3 separate regions of the Homo sapiens genome follow, and regions 1 and 3 are each linked to region 2. Evidence: chromatin contacts called from ENCODE Hi-C or POLR2A ChIA-PET data. All regions are on one chromosome and are shown on one strand. The core of a region is the stretch at or near the end of the contact, and the rest is flanking DNA. Distances in the headings are between cores, read along the strand shown. Region 1 overlaps UBAC2 (UBA domain containing 2). Region 2 holds the start of DOCK9-DT (DOCK9 divergent transcript). Region 3 overlaps UBAC2 (UBA domain containing 2).

Evidence for each region. A loop is a pair of places that touch in the nucleus more often than their neighbours do. ChIA-PET counts read pairs that join two places held with the same protein, here RNA polymerase II (POLR2A). Pooled maps may share reads with other maps.
Region 1: a loop to region 2 is called in a map of CD4-positive, alpha-beta memory T cell, with 17 times the contacts of the local background. The contact joins the enhancer-like site here to the promoter of DOCK9-DT in region 2. A Hi-C loop is called at or near these places in 3 of 168 maps with a recorded cell type or tissue (CD4-positive, alpha-beta memory T cell and naive thymus-derived CD4-positive, alpha-beta T cell), 1 of 37 single-sample maps with no recorded cell type and 11 of 50 pooled maps. POLR2A ChIA-PET finds 5 or more read pairs at or near these places in 4 of 52 experiments (CD4-positive, alpha-beta T cell, activated CD4-positive, alpha-beta T cell, activated naive CD4-positive, alpha-beta T cell and 1 more).
Region 3: a pooled map shows a loop between it and region 2 (2.5-fold over the local background). The contact joins the enhancer-like site here to the promoter of DOCK9-DT in region 2. A Hi-C loop is called at or near these places in 5 of 50 pooled maps. POLR2A ChIA-PET finds 5 or more read pairs at or near these places in 2 of 52 experiments (PC-3 and activated T-cell).

What each region holds. Positions count from the first base shown.
Region 1 is chr13:99,219,398-99,222,157 of GRCh38, forward strand. The region is part of intron 1 of UBAC2 (UBA domain containing 2); the gene reads left to right. Among named protein-coding and RNA genes, the nearest start is that of UBAC2, 20 kb to the left of the region's middle. Within about 2 kb of position 1,339, at least 4 of the 41 ENCODE cell types and tissues checked have a DNase peak (open chromatin) inside an H3K27ac peak, as active enhancers do; they include CD4-positive, alpha-beta T cell, where a contact is called at or near this core.
Region 2 is chr13:99,085,317-99,088,307 of GRCh38, forward strand. DOCK9-DT (DOCK9 divergent transcript) reads left to right here and starts at 1,407. Exons shown (of 1, transcript NR_047482.1): 1 at 1,407-2,991. It also overlaps a transcript of DOCK9 not described here. RefSeq lists silencers at 739-1,218, 1,259-1,568, 1,659-1,718, 2,299-2,528 and enhancers at 1,409-1,970, 2,533-2,991.
Region 3 is chr13:99,331,326-99,334,240 of GRCh38, forward strand. The region is part of intron 6 of UBAC2 (UBA domain containing 2); the gene reads left to right. Among named protein-coding and RNA genes, the nearest start is that of FKSG29, 19 kb to the right of the region's middle. Within about 2 kb of position 1,271, at least 5 of the 41 ENCODE cell types and tissues checked have a DNase peak (open chromatin) inside an H3K27ac peak, as active enhancers do; they include PC-3, where a contact is called at or near this core.

The DNA of each region.
Region 1 (2,760 bases), core at 89-2,588, 130 kb after region 2:
CATTGTTGTGCAATTAACAGCAACCACAATTTAATTGCAGAACATTTTATCACGCCAGAAAGAAACGGAGTGCCCATTAAGCCAGGCTTGTCCACCCTGCAGCCCATGGGCCATATGCGACCCAAGACAGCTTTGAATGCAGCCCAACACAAATTTGTAAACTTTCTTAAAACATTCTGAGATTTTTTTCAATTTTTTTAAGCTTATCAACTATTGTTAGTGTTAGTGTACTTTATGTGTGGCCCAAGATAATTCTTCTTTTCCAGTGTGGCCCAGGGAAACCAAAAGATTAGACATCCCTGTATTAAGCCGTCATGCCCTATTACCTTCTCCCAACTGTCCCTGACAAACACTAATCTGCTTTCAGTCTGTATGGATTTTTAAATTCTGGACATTTCATATAAGTGGAGTCATATAGTACATAACTTTATATGACTGGCTTTTTTTCACTTAGCATAATGTTTTTGAGGTTCATCTATGTTGTAGCATGTATCAGGATCCATTCCTCTTATGACTGAATAATATTCTATTGTATGGATATACATTTTGTTCATTTGTTGATGGACATTGGTTTGTATCCACTTTTTGTGTTATGATAATGCTACTATGAACATTTGTATGTAGGTTTTTGTGGAAAAAAAAATCCTGTGTTTTCAGTTTTCTTGGGTATATTCCTCAGAGTGGAATTGCTAGGTCATGTCATAATTCTGTGCTTGACGTTTTGTGGAACCAAAAAGATATATCTTAAGTATTAAAATAGTACACATATAAAGTTATCATAGTTCCTTCTTATATATTAGAAAGAAATGGTTTCTTTATAGTCAGGCAGAACCAAGTTCAAATCCCAGCCCCTCTACTAACTAGCTGTGACCTTCAGTGAGTTATTTAGCCTTTCTTAGTTTATTTCTTCACCTAGAGAATGCTGATAATTAATTCGTGCTTCAGGGCTATTATAGTAATTCACTGAGATGGTATTACATGTAAAGTGCTTTTATTAGCACAGTGCCTGGCATAAAATAATCCACATATACTGTAATATTTATTTTAGGATAATACGTAGTCACCCAAGCCTGATTAGTATTTATTGCCTCAAAGAAATGACTATGTACTTAGGTCAAACCAAAGAGAAATCAGACCCAAAAGGAATTCTTAAACTTTATATTTTTATATTATCTTTGCCAGAGAGGTATTTTGCATTTTTACTTTTAGATTAATGCGTTGTCTGTTATTCTCAAAATTTGTAGCATCCCTGTTTTCAAAGGTAAAAGGATCTCCTGCAGAGAAGTGACTTTTTCTTAACCTTCTGTTTGATCTCTGCTTGGGTTCTGTGCGTATGAACCACTTCCTGGCTCTGCTCACAGAGAGGCCGAAGATTACTAGTGACTTGCCCCATCTCAGTGCATAAGGATTCACCATATGGATCTTTTTCTTGAATTAGTAACTAGTTACAAATTATTTTTTCTAATTGTCAAAATCGATTTTTTTTTGGTAAAAAATTAAGATCTCCCATGAACAGACCAGAGATTATCTCTGTTAATATTTTGGTAGATGCTTTTTTAAAAAAAGTATTTATATATTATTTTTGTATAATAATACCACTAGAATATTTTGCGCTTACTATTTAGGAACATCTTTCCAAGGTACAAAATATTTTTCTACAACCTATTGCTTAATGTTGAATATTATCCCATTTTTATGGATAGAACATAATTTACCCATTTCCCAATTAGATATTCATATTGTTTCTGGTCTTTTCACTATTATAAACAGTGCTGCGATGAACATTGTTGTAGCAGAATCTTTGTGCACATTTATGATAATTACTTTGGGCTAAATTCCTAGAAATGGATTTCTTGGATCTGTGTTGCAACCTCCACAAACTGCAGTCTTTTTATATTTCGTTCACAATTACATTTACTTTTGTTACACAGGGCACTACTTTGATTTCTATTAGTGCTGTTTGTGATTGTGTATGTCTTTCACTTGAAATCCACCATGAAGGTGAAAATTTGTTTGAACCGTGGCACTATATGGCAGTGCAGTGTAGTCAGTTGTGTTTGTAGTCCGGATTATCAGAGCTTGAATTCTGGTTCTGCTGCTCACTAGCTTCTTCTTGCACACTGTTTCAGTGTACTCAGCCTCACCTTTTATTTTATTTCTACAGAGTCCCATTTGGTGTGTAAGCTGGTTTTTTGTTCCTATTTCTGTGTTCCTCCCATGGGGCTTCTTTTCTATGGCCACTCTAGACCATTGAGGATGGAAGCTGATGGATAAAAATGCTGCCCTGTTCCACCTGGGATGGTAGTTGAGACACATTCACAAGGCTTCTCGGAAAGTCCTGCAGGTTCCAGCACCTGTCAGAAACATCTGTCACTCATGGTGATCGCCTACTTGACAGTGCCCTTCTTTGGACTCTTCCTCTGTTTCGCTCCCCGTGTCCTTCACTACTGCTCCCTGGGATCACATTCCAAAATAAAGTCCCTGCCTGGAAGCCTTTGTCTCACCTTTTACTCTTAGAGGAACCCCGGCTAAGACATTTTCTAGTCATGGATAGGTAATGTACTCTCCGAGTCACAGTTTTGTCTTCTGTATAAATCTGAGAAGAGTGATGTCTGCCTCATAGGGTTATTTTGAGGTTTAAACCGTGTAAGTAATTCATTCACCACATAGTTACTGAAAGGCAACTGTGTGCTAAGTGGTGGCATTCTGGCTATGGGGATATGGCAGTGAGCAAGACAACTAGGACCCTGTCTTCACAGG
Region 2 (2,991 bases), core at 157-2,656:
AATGCCGGCGGCAACGCAAGGAGCTGCTAAAAGTTTCCAGCTGCCCTGCAGAGCTCGCTCCTGCTCAAACGTCGCTCCACTCCCGCACCATCCAGGTGAATCGGGTTGTAGTGCGTTTCCAAATACAGCAGGACCGGCGCTGGCTGTGAAAAAGTTAATCGAAAACTTCATCTTCCTCACACCCAGAGGCCTATTCTCTAAAGACGTTCTGCCACGGGAAGATTCGTTTTGGGCTGATGGCTTTGCTTACTTAGAACCCCCAAACGTCACAGGAATTTGCACCAATACTAAATTAGCGAGGGTTCCCATCATGCCCCCCAAGCCTTCCTAAAAGGCGGCCAAACTTCAGGATACCGGCTTGGAGGTGGGGGGCGCAGGAGAGGATGCCGAAGTCCTTCCCTCCTGGAGTTCAGCCAACTCAAAGGGTTAGCAGGGGCATCTCCCACCCTGAGCGCAGACTGGATGAGGAAGCCCCCACCTCAATTCCCCTGCGCCCCTCCAAAACATGGAAGGAGAGGGAGGCCGGGGGAGGGATACGGGGGAGGGATGCGGGGGAGGGGGGAGAGTGTAATTTCCCAGTTGACAGAAAGCAGGTAAATTGGGAGAGAGCGGGGTGAAAAGAGTGACAGGGCGACATCACTCTGCGGAAATTTCCCAGGAGGAAGGGGACAGCGATGGGGACAGGATCTTGGGTGGCGGGGAGGGGTCTGGGAGTTGCAGCCCCTCCAGGACCTTCTCTTCTCCCCTGTCCAACTCCCTCCCGCCGGCCCCACCTCTTGATTCCGCGGACCCAGCAGGGTCGGCCGCTCTGCCTCAGCCCTGCCGACTAAGAGGCGCCCGGCCCGGGGCCCGCAGCTGCCTGCGCCCCCGCCATCCTCCCCCGGCCCGCGGTCGTCCCGCACTCACCAGGAGCACGGAGCCGCGCACCACCTCAGACACGCTCTGCCGCAGCTCGGCCGCCGTGCCCGGCTTACTCAGCGCCCGGGTGAACTTCCGAGTCTCCGCCGAGGCGGGGAGCAGCGGCGGCTGCGACATCCTCCTGCCCCCGCCGCCTCCGCCTCCGCCTGCTCCCGCGGCCCGGCCCGGCCGCGCGGCCGCCAGGTGCGCCCTCGGCGCCCGGCCCGCTCCGCCCGCCGCTCCCGGCGCCGCCGCCGCCTGCTCCCCCCGCTGCTCGCCGCGAGTCCGGCCGCCGCAGCCCAGGCCGCGCCCTCTGCACCGTGTCACGCCCCAAGGCGCCCCCCTCGGCGTCCGCGGCCCCCCGCGATCGCAGCAGCGCCCGGGCTCGCTCCGGGCGACCGTGCGTGTGGCGGCGGCGGCTCCCCCATGCCACCAGCCTCCCTCGGCGACCACTCGCCGGGCCGCCTCCTCGGGGCGGGGTGTCCGGCGCGGCGCGGGCGGGGCGGGGCGCCCGGACGGCGGAGGAGGGGCCGCCGCGGCGGGACGGCGGGCCAGGCAGGTCGGCGCGGCCCGGCGCTGGAGCTAGGCGGCCGGACTGGCAGGGGCGGCGTGCCGCGCGGGACCCTCACTGGGGAAGGTGGGGGGTCGGGGCCGCCTCCGCCCCGGGCCGCACGTCCGAAGACCGGAGGAGGGGACTGCGCACGCCACCAAGAGGGCGCACAGCCGAGGCTGGACGATGCGCGGTTTCGGAGCAGGGTTTCCTGCCCAGGGAGCCCGGCTGCGCTCGAGGGGACCCCGAAGTCACCGGCAGGGTCGGAGCTCGGTGCACCACGCCCCCCCTCTGCGCCCGGGGCCTCTGCGGGGACAGAGGTCTCAGGAAAGTAGCCTTTATTTATGTGGCACCGATCGGAACCCGCGGCCGGCCAGGCGGACCTGGACGGAGCGTCCCTGCTCGGAACCTGGCGCGGGGCGCCGCGCGCTCGTGTGGCGCCTCGGCCTCCCCACCGTTCAGTCCCCGGAGGCACGGAGCTCGCGGCGGGACGATGACGGTTGGGCCGGGCCAGGCGTGGGAGACTCCCAGACTCCGGCCCGCCGGGACGGCCAGCTGCGTCACCTTGGACGTGGGCAATACTTCGGAGCCTCGGTTATGTCGCCTGTAACCTGAGGACAACGGCCTGGAAGGGGCTCAGGTGACACGGCGGCCCTCACTGGGGCCGATTTAGCCGGTCTGCCGCCCCTCCGCGCCGGACCGCCAGGCGGGGTACCAGGGAAACTGCGATGCGCCGGCTTGCGAGCCCACCGTGACGCAGAGCTGGCGGCCGCTAGCGACAGCCACCCTGTGAGGGACTTTCCCCCCAATACCCTAACCGCTTTCCTGTCCCTAAGGGCCCGCTCCCGCCCCGGCTCCGTTTCTGTCTCTCTGAGGAAGCCCGGCGCAGCCTAACCCTCACAGGGCCGCGGAGAGGGCGCGCCAGGCGGGGATTTGCGCCAGGCCCGCGGCGCATGCTCAGTGGTTGGGGACTGGGCGGGTACCCCGGGCGGGGAGCCTGACTGAACGGCGGCTCTGCTGATTGGTCGGGCTGCTCACGCCACGCCCGTTGCCTTCCGATGGACAGTTCCTTACCTGCCGGGTCGGCCTCCGCAGAGAGTGGTGGTCTTGAAAACCCAGTTTTGGGAGAATACCTGCCGCGCCTCCCGCCCAAATACCCAGAGGTTTCATAGCCGCCATCGCTGCGGTGGAGGAGGCCGCCTGTTGCGTCCCACCCCACCAGAAAGCCTAACACTGGCCTGAAGCGTAATCTTAAAGTGGTAGGGGAAAATACCGATCTAGCGCAGAGAGCAAAACACCTCCGTTCTGGGTTTAATGGGCAGGTCTGGAGGTGAGGTATGCCGTCCGCACTCAATAATTACTTGCAGGATCGGATTGTTTCTCCAGTGGGTGGGGACTGCAGGATGTAGCATTGAGTGAGCCTGGCAGATTGAAAGATAAAACAAGGGTGATGATAAAAACAATTACACACTAACCCATTTCCTCCTCCGTGAAATGAGGGAATGGCCCAGACATTTTCCAGACCTCTTCTGTCCTAAGAGTGG
Region 3 (2,915 bases), core at 21-2,520, 250 kb after region 2:
TGTTGTTTGAAGTTTTCTACTTAGCATAGTTGACCTAATCCTCCTGATGCATGATTTCCCAAAAGGAAAAGCCTAGAGCAGGTTTCTAAGACAGTATGTGAGAAACGAATAATCTGTGATTAGTGTTATTACTTCTGTCTCTATTCCAATTTGGTTTTCCAAGAATCAGAAGGATATCCAGCATTTTAATTGGGTACCTCAAAATCTTTTAATTTAGTATCATTTCTATTCCCTCATATGAGATAGAAAAGCTATAGAAAGTTCAATCTGAATCACTTTTGCACTTAAAGAATAGCAAGTCTCAGAGTAACTGCCAAAGGCACATGGTTCTGTCTGTCATGAAAAGAATAATCTTTTCAAAATGTATGACAAATGGCAGAAATAACTTTGGGAATCCCTAATTTGCATTCACATTCTTGGGGTAATAAATTAGGGAATGTACAAAGTTCCCTTATGCTTTCTCTAACATTTTCATTGGAGAAGAAGGAATAGGAAAATGTAAGATGCATCAGGGCAGGGATTTTTCTGTTTTGCTCCTTACTATGTTTCAGTGTTTAGAACATAGGCTGGCACGTATTAGCATTGAGTAAATATTTGTGGAATGAATAAATGAGGTCTCGGTGGGTCTGGTTACCACAGGCCTTGAGGGCACATGAAGTCTATGTGCTGGGGCTCAGTTGCAAGGGGACATTTATTCCTTTGGCTGTTCCTTGTCATGCAGAGGCAATATCATGCCCCTGGGAAAGCAGCCCCTAGGTTTGTCCTGTTGTCCCAGTAGATGGTCGGTTTCTTGAATGTGGGACCGGTGGTTGGCACAGCTTGCCTTGTGGGTTTTTGTTCAGCCACAGTTGGCCAAAGAAAGCAATCGACACCTGTGTGTCATTGCAAAGTCATAGTTTCTAACCTTTGCCTGTTGTGGTTTCAGGCTAGTACTAAACAGGACCAGAGGACAGTTGAAGTTTACTCTCTATAATCAAGAGTGTTTTGCATGTTTTCTACCCAGCAAATTAAATTATTTGCCTGATGAGCATTATTTCATGATTCCCTTCCTAAAAGGATGAAGCATCTGGAAAATCTGAAGAACCGTGTAATTGACGTCCATGTTTATTAGTGGACTAAGAGAAAATCATTTCCTCTTGCCTTACATTCTCAGACTTACAGGGTCACAGCTTCTGCTGTTGGCATATGGGGGGCTGCTCCCTCTGACCTGGAGCCAGCGTGGGTCTTTGGCCTAGACTCTCAGCTGGACGTGGGCCAGGGGTTCTCTGGTTGCGTGACCATGTGTCCCCTTTCCTAGCCAGGGTTCCTGCTTCCTGTTGCCCAAGTGCTCAAACTCCAACTCGAGCTTGTCTTCCCGGGCATATGCTCTTTGTTCCTTTTTGCTTTATCTGATCGTCCTGCACTGACCCCTTGCCTGCCGGAGACTGCGCCACTGCTGCCTTCTTTTTCAGTGGCCCCTCCGTTTGCTCTTTGGCTTACCCAGGTCTGAGGGCCTGCAAGACCTCCTTGGTAGAGTTCCCCCAGCCCCCTGACACACAAATCCAACATATGGTCTTTTTCTAAAGCCTGCTTTTCAGAGGGTCTATGGATTTCAAGAAAACTCGCTCATTCAGAAGACCTAGTGTAAAAAAGGTTTATGAGATCATGAAAATTAGGTCAGGCATGGTGGCTCACACCTGTAACCCCAGCACTTGGGGAGGCCAAGATGGGAAGATCACTTGAAGCCAGGAGTTTGAGACCAGCCTGAGCAACATGGTGAAACCCCGTCTCTGGGGGGGGAAGAAAGAGAGAGATAATGAAAATTAAAATTAAAAATAATGTGTGAATGTAACATAGTATTATAATAACTGATGCTCTCTAAAAGCTTTTGGCAGTAATTAAGTGAAATCTAATGTAATTATTTTTGTCCCATCTTTCCATAGACTAGGGTTTTAAGCACTTTATATTTTAATCCTTTGTGAAAATCTAAAACATTGTGCAGTAGCACTTTATTTGACAACTTGAGGTCATGCTGGCGTGCCAGTGACATGGACAAGTGAACTCTTTATCTTTTATCATATGGGAAAGTATAAACTTGGGACCAAAAAGAATGCATAACTTTCCAATTTCCTTTAAAAGGATCTAAGATAATGTATTTATTTTTGTGGAGCATTTGTTAATTCACCATTCACCCAGGAAATACTTACAGTACTATGTGCCAGACACTGTTCTAAGTGCAGAGGCCAAGTAGTGATCAAAAGCAACCCAAATCTTCCCCATTCAGAGTTTACATTTAGATAGATGGGATAGAAATGTAAGCAGATGAACACAAAAGCCCTACTTCCCTGCCAGAATTTGCAGTCCTATTTTTGTTTATTACTGGGTGGGGTATCCATATTCTTCACAGAATGGTCCTGCTGAAATTGAATACATAGTTTTGTGAGTGTATACTCACGTCTGATTGTCATTGTGGGGGCAGGGAAGGCATGGACAGGAGAGTGAAGATCTTTAACCTTCCTCAGTTTCTTAAGGGAGTCTGTGGCCTCCCCCCCATAAATTAAGAGCTTCTACCAAATTGTGAACTCCTTAAATACTGGCAAAAACTATGCATTTTCATTATATTTTTCTTAATTTATTTAAAAACCTGATTTAAAAAAAATTAGCAACAAGATCTTGCTCCGTCACCCAGGCTGGATGCATTGGTGCAATCATAGCTCACTACAACCTCGAATTCTTGGGTCAAGTGACCCTCCCACATCAGCCTTCCAAGTATCTGGGACTACAGGCATGCACCACCATGCCCAGCTAATTCTTTTTATTTATTCTTATTTTTTTTTTAGAGATGGGGGTCTTGCTCTGTTGCCCAGGCTGGTCTTGAACTCCTGGCCTCTAGTGATCCTCCTGCTTCAGCCTCCTAACATGCTGGGATTACAGGC